Linked DNA regions of Homo sapiens: all the other regions are linked to region 1. A link is a contact called in ENCODE Hi-C or POLR2A ChIA-PET data. All regions are on one chromosome and are shown on one strand. The core of a region is the stretch at or near the end of the contact, and the rest is flanking DNA. Distances in the headings are between cores, read along the strand shown. Region 1 overlaps FOXP1 (forkhead box P1). Region 2 overlaps FOXP1 (forkhead box P1). Region 3 overlaps FOXP1 (forkhead box P1).

Region 1 (2,861 bases), core at 194-2,693:
GACAAGGAAAACAAACTTAATAAAAGTTCCCGATCTTTTGTTACACAAGCATGCTATATCCATGCTATGTTTATAATAGTTTGCTCATGATATCACAGCTCAGTAACAAAGGCCCAAGCAATACAAAAACAGTTACTAGGCATGACATCAGCTCACAACTACCGTAATTACATCGGTACACAAATTTCCCAAACTGTACATTTTCCAAACTGCTTCTCAATTTCAACGGCTGCCTTTAGACAATTACTTGCAGAGCTGTCTGCAGGCTTTGAGTAATACCCGTCTTTCTTCTCTTTCCCAAGCGTCATTTCCCTTTAGAAAGTGCATATTTCAATTATAAGCACTATTTTTCAAATATGCCCATCAACATATGTCCAAATTAGGAGACGGTGTGGTCTGGTGGTTAGCGAGGAGCATTAAGCATCAGCAACTCTGATTCCATTCCTTTTGCTTTCCCTGTTTGCGGGGCCCAGGTGGTAGCTCAGGGAGAGGCAGTAGAGTGTAATGGATGAAAGCATAGACTCTTGAGCCAGATTGTGTGGGCTAGAATCCCAGCTCTGCCACTTATCAGCTGTATGGCCTTGGACAAGTTAACTTCTCTATGCTCCACTTTCCTCCCCTGTAAAATGGGAATAATAATAGAACTTACCCCATATGGTTGTTGTACAGTAGTTGGCTCCTAGAAAGTACTATATAGTATTTACTATTTAATATGATAACTATTATCTTTCTGGGACTCAGTTTCCTGTTTGAAAACCTGGCTTAAATTAACCTGACTTAGGGTAAACTGTTTAATTTTTCTAATGTCAGGGTAGGGGGTTGCAGCCTGGTCACATTATCTCAAGATAGTGAAGTTCAATGAGTAAAGTTTGAATGAATGAATGCATGCATGTATGAATGAATGAATGAAAATATAGGTCCTGAAAATAACCCATAGTTACAGAAGTGAAAAATACTATATTGTGGAACTTGAGCTTCATCCTATTTTCTCTAATTGCTTATTTTCATGTTCCTGCAATGAATGTTGATAAACATCTCTGACCCAATAGAAATAATAAGTGTAGGGAAAACAGATATTGCCTTGTGATTTTAGAAGTGTATTTCTCTAAGCACCAAACTTTTCGAGCTCATCCTATATGCACAACCTCTGTCTCACCGTGTTGTGTGGTCAGCTGGCTTTCCTGACCGGGCAGGGTGCCAGGGGAGTGCGACTACCTCCATTGTCACTTCTGGTCCATGGTATTGCACCAAATGCTGTTATTCTAGGCTCCAGGAAATTTTCTAACCACTGGACAGGGTCCAATGCTGTGTGCTAATGAGTTTCAGATTGGAGGACCTCACTGTGCATGTGTCAGAAAAGTGCCACGGTTTATAGCAAGGTGGGGGGAGGGAAGAAAAGACACACCAAAAGAAAAAACAGTAGTTAAAAAATGCTGGCTACTCAAATTGACAGGGAACGTGACCTCTGCACTTCAGCAGAAATTCTTGCAGACTTACAAAATAAAGGAGTTTGCTTTTATCGCACACTGTGAGACTCATATGGAAAAATGGAAAACACTACATCACTTGACCTCAGCGTGCCCCCTTTCAACCACAGACGAATATTGTGTACAAAAATTCTAAATCAACTTAAGATGTTCCCCCCCCAAAAAAAGAGAGAGGCTTTAATTTTCTACATTAGACTTGATGATCACTATTTTGGTTCTGAGATTTTGCTCAGAAGATTCACACAGGAAAAAGACTCAAAATTCCAGGAAGAGTATTTTACCACTTTGGGGATAATGATGTAGTGGTCTCTATTGGCGGGGCGCATCATCGTCTATACTCCCATTGCACTGGAGAATACTGAGCAAGCCTGACTCGCCCAGGCCTGAAAGTCACTCAAGACTAAAATCATGATTATTTGCTTACATTAACAGAACACTAAAACCAATTTTAAACAACTTAAGGAAACTCGAGCCATCTTTGCTGGGTGATTCACTGCCATGGGAAACCAAGAAGCTCTTTTCTCCCTTCAAGGCAACCAATAGGCTTGATAGCAAGACCTCATTGTGGGATCACAGCCTATCCAAGAAGAAGCCGCCCTTCTGCTGCTGTTGCTGCTGCTTTTATTTTTTTCGTTAAGAAGAATCACTTCTTAGGAGTGTCTAACAGAACTTTTGAGTAATGAGATTACATTTCAGTTTTTTTTCTTTTGCCACACTTAGTCCTGGGGACTTTAAAAATCCAATTCTTTCACATCCTCTAACTGTCATCAACATTTTTTCAGATGGTGTCAATAAAATTGATTGCTTGCAGTTCTGAATTCTGTTCTGCATATGGAAACAATATAATTTATTTTAAAGAATTTTCAATAGGGATGGAAGGAGAAATGGAACCTCAGGAAACCCATCCACAACATTTGGGGAGGGGTGGGAGGGAGCAAATCCAAAGCAAAGTAAACATCCTGAACATTACCGGACGCTGGAAACTTTGACAAAACGTCCTGATATATAAACCCTAAACCTGACTGTTGTGCTGACTGATACATCTTTCTGTCAGATATGAATGATGTTTCTGGAGCATTAATATGTTCATTAAATTCTAACTCCCTATACTTAAAATATTCTCTACTTTGGCTCAGAGGCATCTTGACAGCTTTGTTGTAATCATATATGTGAGGCCCCCAGTCTACACAGTTGTAGAGATGCCTCATACCTACAACCAATCTGTTGCTTTTACAAGTTCAATCTAGTTATTAAGCAGCTGATTGTGGAACCACGTTGCTTCGACATCTTCAACTCAGCTGTATATCACAGAAACCACTATGGGTGGTGACAGAGTCCCATGATGCCTAGCAACTGTACATGCCCCTAACTCCT
Region 2 (2,861 bases), core at 163-2,662, 430 kb after region 1:
TCCACCCTGGCTTGCCTGTTAGCTACCTACAACACCAAGGCTCCTAACAAGAACACTAAGTATTCAGACAGAATAATATGACAGAATTCTGAAAGCCTTAGAGATCAAGGGTGACCCTTGGGGGCAGTCCTGAGAGGCCATTTGCAGACTAACAGTTGCCTTGAGGTAGTCTGCAGGGAGGGAGAGCAAAATAAAGCACAGTCAAAACACAACGAGACACAAGAAGAGTGACACAGAGAGAAGGTGCCTCATGTCCTGAAGGATTCCAGTTTTCAATTTCACCATGGGTTCCATGATCCCACTCTAAATCATCCCTAAAAATTCCCTCTGTTACTTATAACCAAAGACACCCTACAAGGAGTACTTTTTAAATATTTTAGGCCAAAGAAGAAGTTTCTGAACTCTCAATAATTTACTTGTGACCCACGAATTGCAGAACAATGCAATTCGCTTACCCTACGCATCCCCTACCCAAATGCTCAGAGGGTCTATGTCTTCACCTCCACACCCCAGTCACCCTAGTCAGCAACTGGCAGGATCATTTTTGCACAGAATCGGAATTTTAGCACTTCACACAGTCCAAACTACTAGGAATGGAGACTGTACTAAAGTCGAAGGACTCTTAACCACATTATGAGTCATAAATAAAGAGCTTGCATTTATCACTTAAACACTTCTAAACCATGTCTCTTTTTTTTTTTTTTTTTTGGTAGTTGTTGCTCTGTCTTGGAAAAGCAGCACAGATAACACAGCTTTCAGAATAAAATCCTCGCATATAAAGGGCAAAAATGTATGGGTGTTTGAGCAATGAACTGGATCCTAGCAGAGGCATTACAAAGGACTCTGTGGGAAAGGTTCCATAGTATCCACAGTCCCACTGAACACATTCTCAATGTGCCATGATGCAAATCCAACATGATGATCGTTTGGTGTGGGTTCTCCCACCCCCACAGAGTGTGGTGGGAGAAGACACCCTCTATATAGTGTCCCATTTTCCCCAGTGGCAACACATGTGCAGAATAGCAGCGATGACGGCCACGCAGAGATGTAGAAGTGACTTAACACCCCTGCTGACTCTGCCTCCTGCCCACCTGAGCCATGGAGGGAAGGTCTGCCAACTGTCCCAGGATGTCAGGTGGACGTGGGAAAGGCGAGTAGAAGACTGAGGCCAAGCGAGCCAGCGATCCCTAAATAAAAGGTGCCACTGGGGTTTTAACTTCCTTTAAGGTCCTAACCAAGGCCTGGGTACTAAATGAAACAAAGAGGCTCTAAAAAACTTGTCACTGCAGACGGTTGAAATGATGCACAGCCAATCTGCCTCCCGAAAGACAGATGATCAAGGCAGAGCCCAGCAGCCAGCAAGGCGAACTCAGTTCCAGCTGGATTTAGGGTCAAAAGGTGGCCGAGGCATTGCCTTCCCAGAAGGAGTGAGTCACGAGGAAAGACTGAAAGCGAGGCAAGGTGGTGGATTTGTTTTTCCCCCAGCTCAGTGTGGGTATTGGCTCAGCAGTATGGAAAAGTGTACTAGAAGGGAGTGAAGGAAGTGTGCATTCCAGAATGAATGGAAGATGCAGGATAATGAATGGCACCAGGCAGGCGCAGAGGCCAAGTCGGAGAAGCATGCAGTGACCTGCACAGCTAGAAGGGGCTGGGCTGCCTTGACTGACCCAGATGGGTCAGACAGAAAGACGGTGTTTTTTTGGCACAGGTTCTGGAACTCAACAGAGTCAAGGACCAGCCCTGGCAGCCAATATCTGGGTGACTTGCCTCAGCCTCTGGAATTCTCAACTGCTTCATCTTTGAAATAGGGACAAGAATAATACCTCCTCTAATGAAGCTGCTAACATGTATTTAAAGCTTTTTGTAGCAACAGCACAGAGGTTGGCAAACTACTAGCCTGTAGGCCAAATCTTTCTGACCACCTGCTTTTTACAGGCCATGAGCTGAGAGTGATTTTTACATTTTTATATGGTTGAAGAAGACAATGAAAATACTATTTGGTGACACATGAACACGATGTGAAATTGAAATTTCGGTATTCATAAATAAAGTTTTATTGGAACACAACCACACCCAGTCACTTACAGATTGTCTATGGCTGCTTTTGCACTACAATGGCAAAACTAAGAGAGCTGAGAGACTGTATGGCCTGCAAAGCCTAATGGATTTACTATCTGGCCCTTTACAGAAATTTGCTGACCCCTGCATTAGCCAAAAGAGAGCACAATCAGCAGTGCCTCATTCTACAAGTAAAGAAATGCAGACAGATCGTGAAATCTTTTTATTAAGATACAATTCACATGCCATAAAATTCACCCTTTTAAACAATAGAACTGAATGGATTTTAGTATATTCAACGGTTGTGAAACCATCACCACAATATAAGTTAGAAGATCACCACCCCCAAAAGAGATCCTATACCCATTAGCAGTCTCTCCCCATTCCTCTCTCTCCAGCTCCCTGCAACTACAAATCTACTTTGTGTCTTAATGGATTTGCCAGTTCTGGATCTTTCTTATAAATGGAATTGAATATGCGGTCCCTTGGTGTCTGGCTTCTTTTAGTTAGCACAATGTTTGCAAAGTTCATCAATGGTGCAGCAGGAGTACTTCATTCCTTTTTGTGGCTGAAAAACACTGCATTGCAAACATTCATCACATTTTGTTGATCCACCAGTTGATAGACATCTGAGTTGTCTCCACTCTTTGGCTATTATAAATCATTCTCCTATGAACATTTATGTACAAGCTTTTCTGTAGATAGACAATTTCATTCCTCTTGGGTTCATATGCAGGAGTAGAAATGCTAGGTCCCAGTTTATCTATTTGTTCTTTGTTGCGTGTGGTTTGGTTTCACATCTA
Region 3 (2,861 bases), core at 108-2,607, 410 kb after region 1:
GGGTTTCTCCTGAGGCCCCTCTTTTTGGCCATCTTCCCTCTGTGTCATCACACGGTCTTCCCGTGTGGGTTTTTGTTAGAATCTCCTCTTCCTATTAGGATACCAGTCACACTGGATTTGGGCCCATCCTAATGATCTCATTTTTAATTTAATTATCTCTTTAAAGTCCCTATCTCCAAATACAGTCACATTCCGAGTGAGGTACTGGGGGTGAGGGCTTCAGTGTATACATCATGGGGGGAGGACATAATTCAACCCACAACAGCTCCTCACCTCCTGAAAGGACAAGCTAGGCCCCAAATTAAGAATCAGTTATGCTCTAGGAGGCTCAGATGGGAGAATTGCTTGAGGCTAGGAGTTCAAGACCAGCCTGGGCAACATAAAGAAGCCTCTGTCTCTACAAAAAATTAAAAATTAGCCGGGCTCAGTGACATGCACCTGATTCTTAGCTACTCAGGAGGTTGAGGCAAGAAGATCACTTGAGCACAGGAGTTTCAGATTGCAATGAGCTATGATTAGGCCACTGCACTCCAGGATGGCCAAGAGAGCAAGACTCTGTCTCTAAAAAGAAGGAATCAGGCCAGGCACGGTGGCTCACGCCTGTAATCCCAGCACTTTGGGAGGCCAAGGCGAGCAGATCACCTGAGGTCAGGAGTTGGAGACCAGCCTGGCCAACATGGTGAAACCCCATCTCTACTAAAAATACAAAAATTAGCCAGGCGTGTGGTGGCAGGCACCTGTAATCCCAGCTACCAGGGAGGCTGAGGCAGGAGAATCGCTTGAACCCCGGAGGCGGAGGTTGTAGTGAGCCGAGATTGCGCCATTGCACTCCAGCCCGGACAACACAGCAAGACTCTGTCTCAAAAAATAAATAAATAAGAAGAGTCAGGCCATGTGCGGTAGCTCATTCCTGTAATCCCAGCACTTTGGGAGTCCAAGGCGGGTGTATCACTTGAGGACCAGCCTGGCCCACACAGTGAAACCCCGTCTCAACTAAAAATACAAAAAATTAGCCAGGTGTGGTGGTACTTGCCTGTAATCCCAGCTACTTGGGAGGCTGAGGCAGGAGAATCGCTTGAACCCAGGAGGCAGAGGATGTAGTGAGCTGAGATCCCACCACTGCACTCCAGCCTGGGCAACAGAGTGAGACTCTGTCTCTAAAAAAAAAAAATCAGTTGATCTTGGGCCTTGGGCTTTGGCAATCTGAGCCAGTCCAGGTACTTCAGAAAATGAAAGCACACAGGTGCAGCACAATGGAAAGGCTTCCCCCTAGACACTTATGTGTAGTGTCCTCCCAGTGCTGTAGTGAGCTCCTTGCTCTTCCCAGCCACCAGACCTGCAGAGGGGGCTGATGCCTACCAACTGCAATGTTCAACTAAGCTCTGTCCAATCGAGTCAGCAGACCCAGCCATTGCTCATATTTACATTTGTAAAAAGTCAGGACGGAAAGTGTTCATTCCTGGCATGAACTCCCCAATCTGGGCTCATAAACATAAATCAAAGCTGAAGGTCATTTTTAAAAAATCAGTACATGCCTCATTAAAACAATTTTTTTAAAACTGAGTTTCTTGAACCACGGCCTATAATTTACAAAGTGCAAATGTCTGAGATACGTGTGCTAAATTTAAAGAAACAACTATTATTAAACACCCCATTATGTAAGGCAGTGAAATATATTTGCACTCTGTATATCCGTTATAATATTTCAACTGAGCCTCACAATGTTTGGCAGTTCTTTCCTTCGGTGATAATAAAAGGCTTTTCTTTCCATTAAATATCTAAATTAAGTCAAATAGTGTATGTTAAATAAGCCCATAAGTCCTTTTGTATGATGCAATGAAGTCTTGAAATGCTTATCTACTGAGCACTCTGGCTTAAAGGCTGGTGGTTTATGTCCCCTGCAGAGCCCCGGGACCCTGCTGGCTTGGCCAGACTGTGAAAATAAGCTTCAAATGACCAAACGCAACTGCAACTTTAAAAGTAGGAACCAGACCAGACACAACAAACCACAGTGTAGTCAGCCTCACTTGTCATAATTCATATGTGTGGAATTCAACTGTAAAAGCATTCACAGAGTGCTAAATTTCCTCCATTGGGGCATTCCATGTGGAATGTCAGATTTTGAAAAGCTGCTGATAAGCCACTCCTGATTACAAGTCTACAAGTTGTAGAATTAATAAAAAAAAAAAAAAAATTACCCCAACCCCAAAACATCTCTGTCTGTGTCATCCAATCCTAAACAATGTAGGCAAGTGCCAATATTTTTAAATAACCAGGCCATAAAAATATGCACTCAATTGGTGGCCCTGTATGAACACTGACTTCCTTTTTTTTGGTTTTCTTTTAGCTCCATGTCTACATTATTCTCCATTTTGATGGCCTACATAATGATCACTTATAGCAATCCTTTTTTTGAAAAAGAATCTCATCATGGTTCAATGACTTAAAAATATAATCCTTACAGATTTTTAAAAGAGAAACTTGAATGGATAAATATATTCATGTGTAGATTTCAAAGCCATGCATGTATATATAGATGTAAACACATGAAAATGTAATAATCCAATTAGCACATCTTTTTTGGAAACTAAATTAATCTTAACAAAACTGGCCTAAGGCTCAGGTAGGAGTTGACGGAACTGCTGGTGATGACGACAACAATAATAGCTGCCATTTAGTCAACATTTACTTTGTGCCAAGTGCAGTGCTCAGCCCTTGACATAGATTTTCCCATTTGGTTCCTCACAACAAAGCTCTGATGTAGGAATGCATCTTTATACGTGAGAAAACCACGGCTCAGAGATGGGAAGTCACCTGCTCAAGGTCACATAGTAATTAAGTGGAGGGGAACCAGGGGTTGA

What was found. A loop is a pair of places that touch in the nucleus more often than their neighbours do. ChIA-PET counts read pairs that join two places held with the same protein, here RNA polymerase II (POLR2A). Pooled maps may share reads with other maps.
Region 2: a loop to region 1 is called in a map of endothelial cell of umbilical vein, with 3 times the contacts of the local background. The contact joins two enhancer-like sites. A Hi-C loop is called at or near these places in 1 of 168 maps with a recorded cell type or tissue (endothelial cell of umbilical vein) and 2 of 50 pooled maps. POLR2A ChIA-PET finds 5 or more read pairs at or near these places in 4 of 52 experiments (BJ, HEK293, SK-N-SH and 1 more).
Region 3: a map of chondrocyte shows a loop between it and region 1 (1.8-fold over the local background). The contact joins two enhancer-like sites. A Hi-C loop is called at or near these places in 1 of 168 maps with a recorded cell type or tissue (chondrocyte). POLR2A ChIA-PET finds 5 or more read pairs at or near these places in 4 of 52 experiments (BJ, activated B cell, activated CD4-positive, alpha-beta T cell and 1 more).

What each region holds. Positions count from the first base shown.
Region 1 is chr3:71,102,313-71,105,173 of GRCh38, forward strand. All of the region lies in intron 7 of FOXP1 (forkhead box P1), which reads right to left. Among named protein-coding and RNA genes, the nearest start is that of FOXP1-AS1, 190 kb to the right of the region's middle. RefSeq lists an enhancer at 2,093-2,861. Within about 2 kb of position 1,444, at least 12 of the 41 ENCODE cell types and tissues checked have a DNase peak (open chromatin) inside an H3K27ac peak, as active enhancers do.
Region 2 is chr3:71,535,884-71,538,744 of GRCh38, forward strand. All of the region lies in intron 2 of FOXP1 (forkhead box P1), which reads right to left. Among named protein-coding and RNA genes, the nearest start is that of MIR1284, 4.8 kb to the right of the region's middle. Within about 2 kb of position 1,413, at least 5 of the 41 ENCODE cell types and tissues checked have a DNase peak (open chromatin) inside an H3K27ac peak, as active enhancers do.
Region 3 is chr3:71,509,319-71,512,179 of GRCh38, forward strand. The region is part of intron 2 of FOXP1 (forkhead box P1); the gene reads right to left. Among named protein-coding and RNA genes, the nearest start is that of MIR1284, 31 kb to the right of the region's middle. RefSeq lists a silencer at 1,240-1,534. Within about 2 kb of position 1,358, at least 3 of the 41 ENCODE cell types and tissues checked have a DNase peak (open chromatin) inside an H3K27ac peak, as active enhancers do.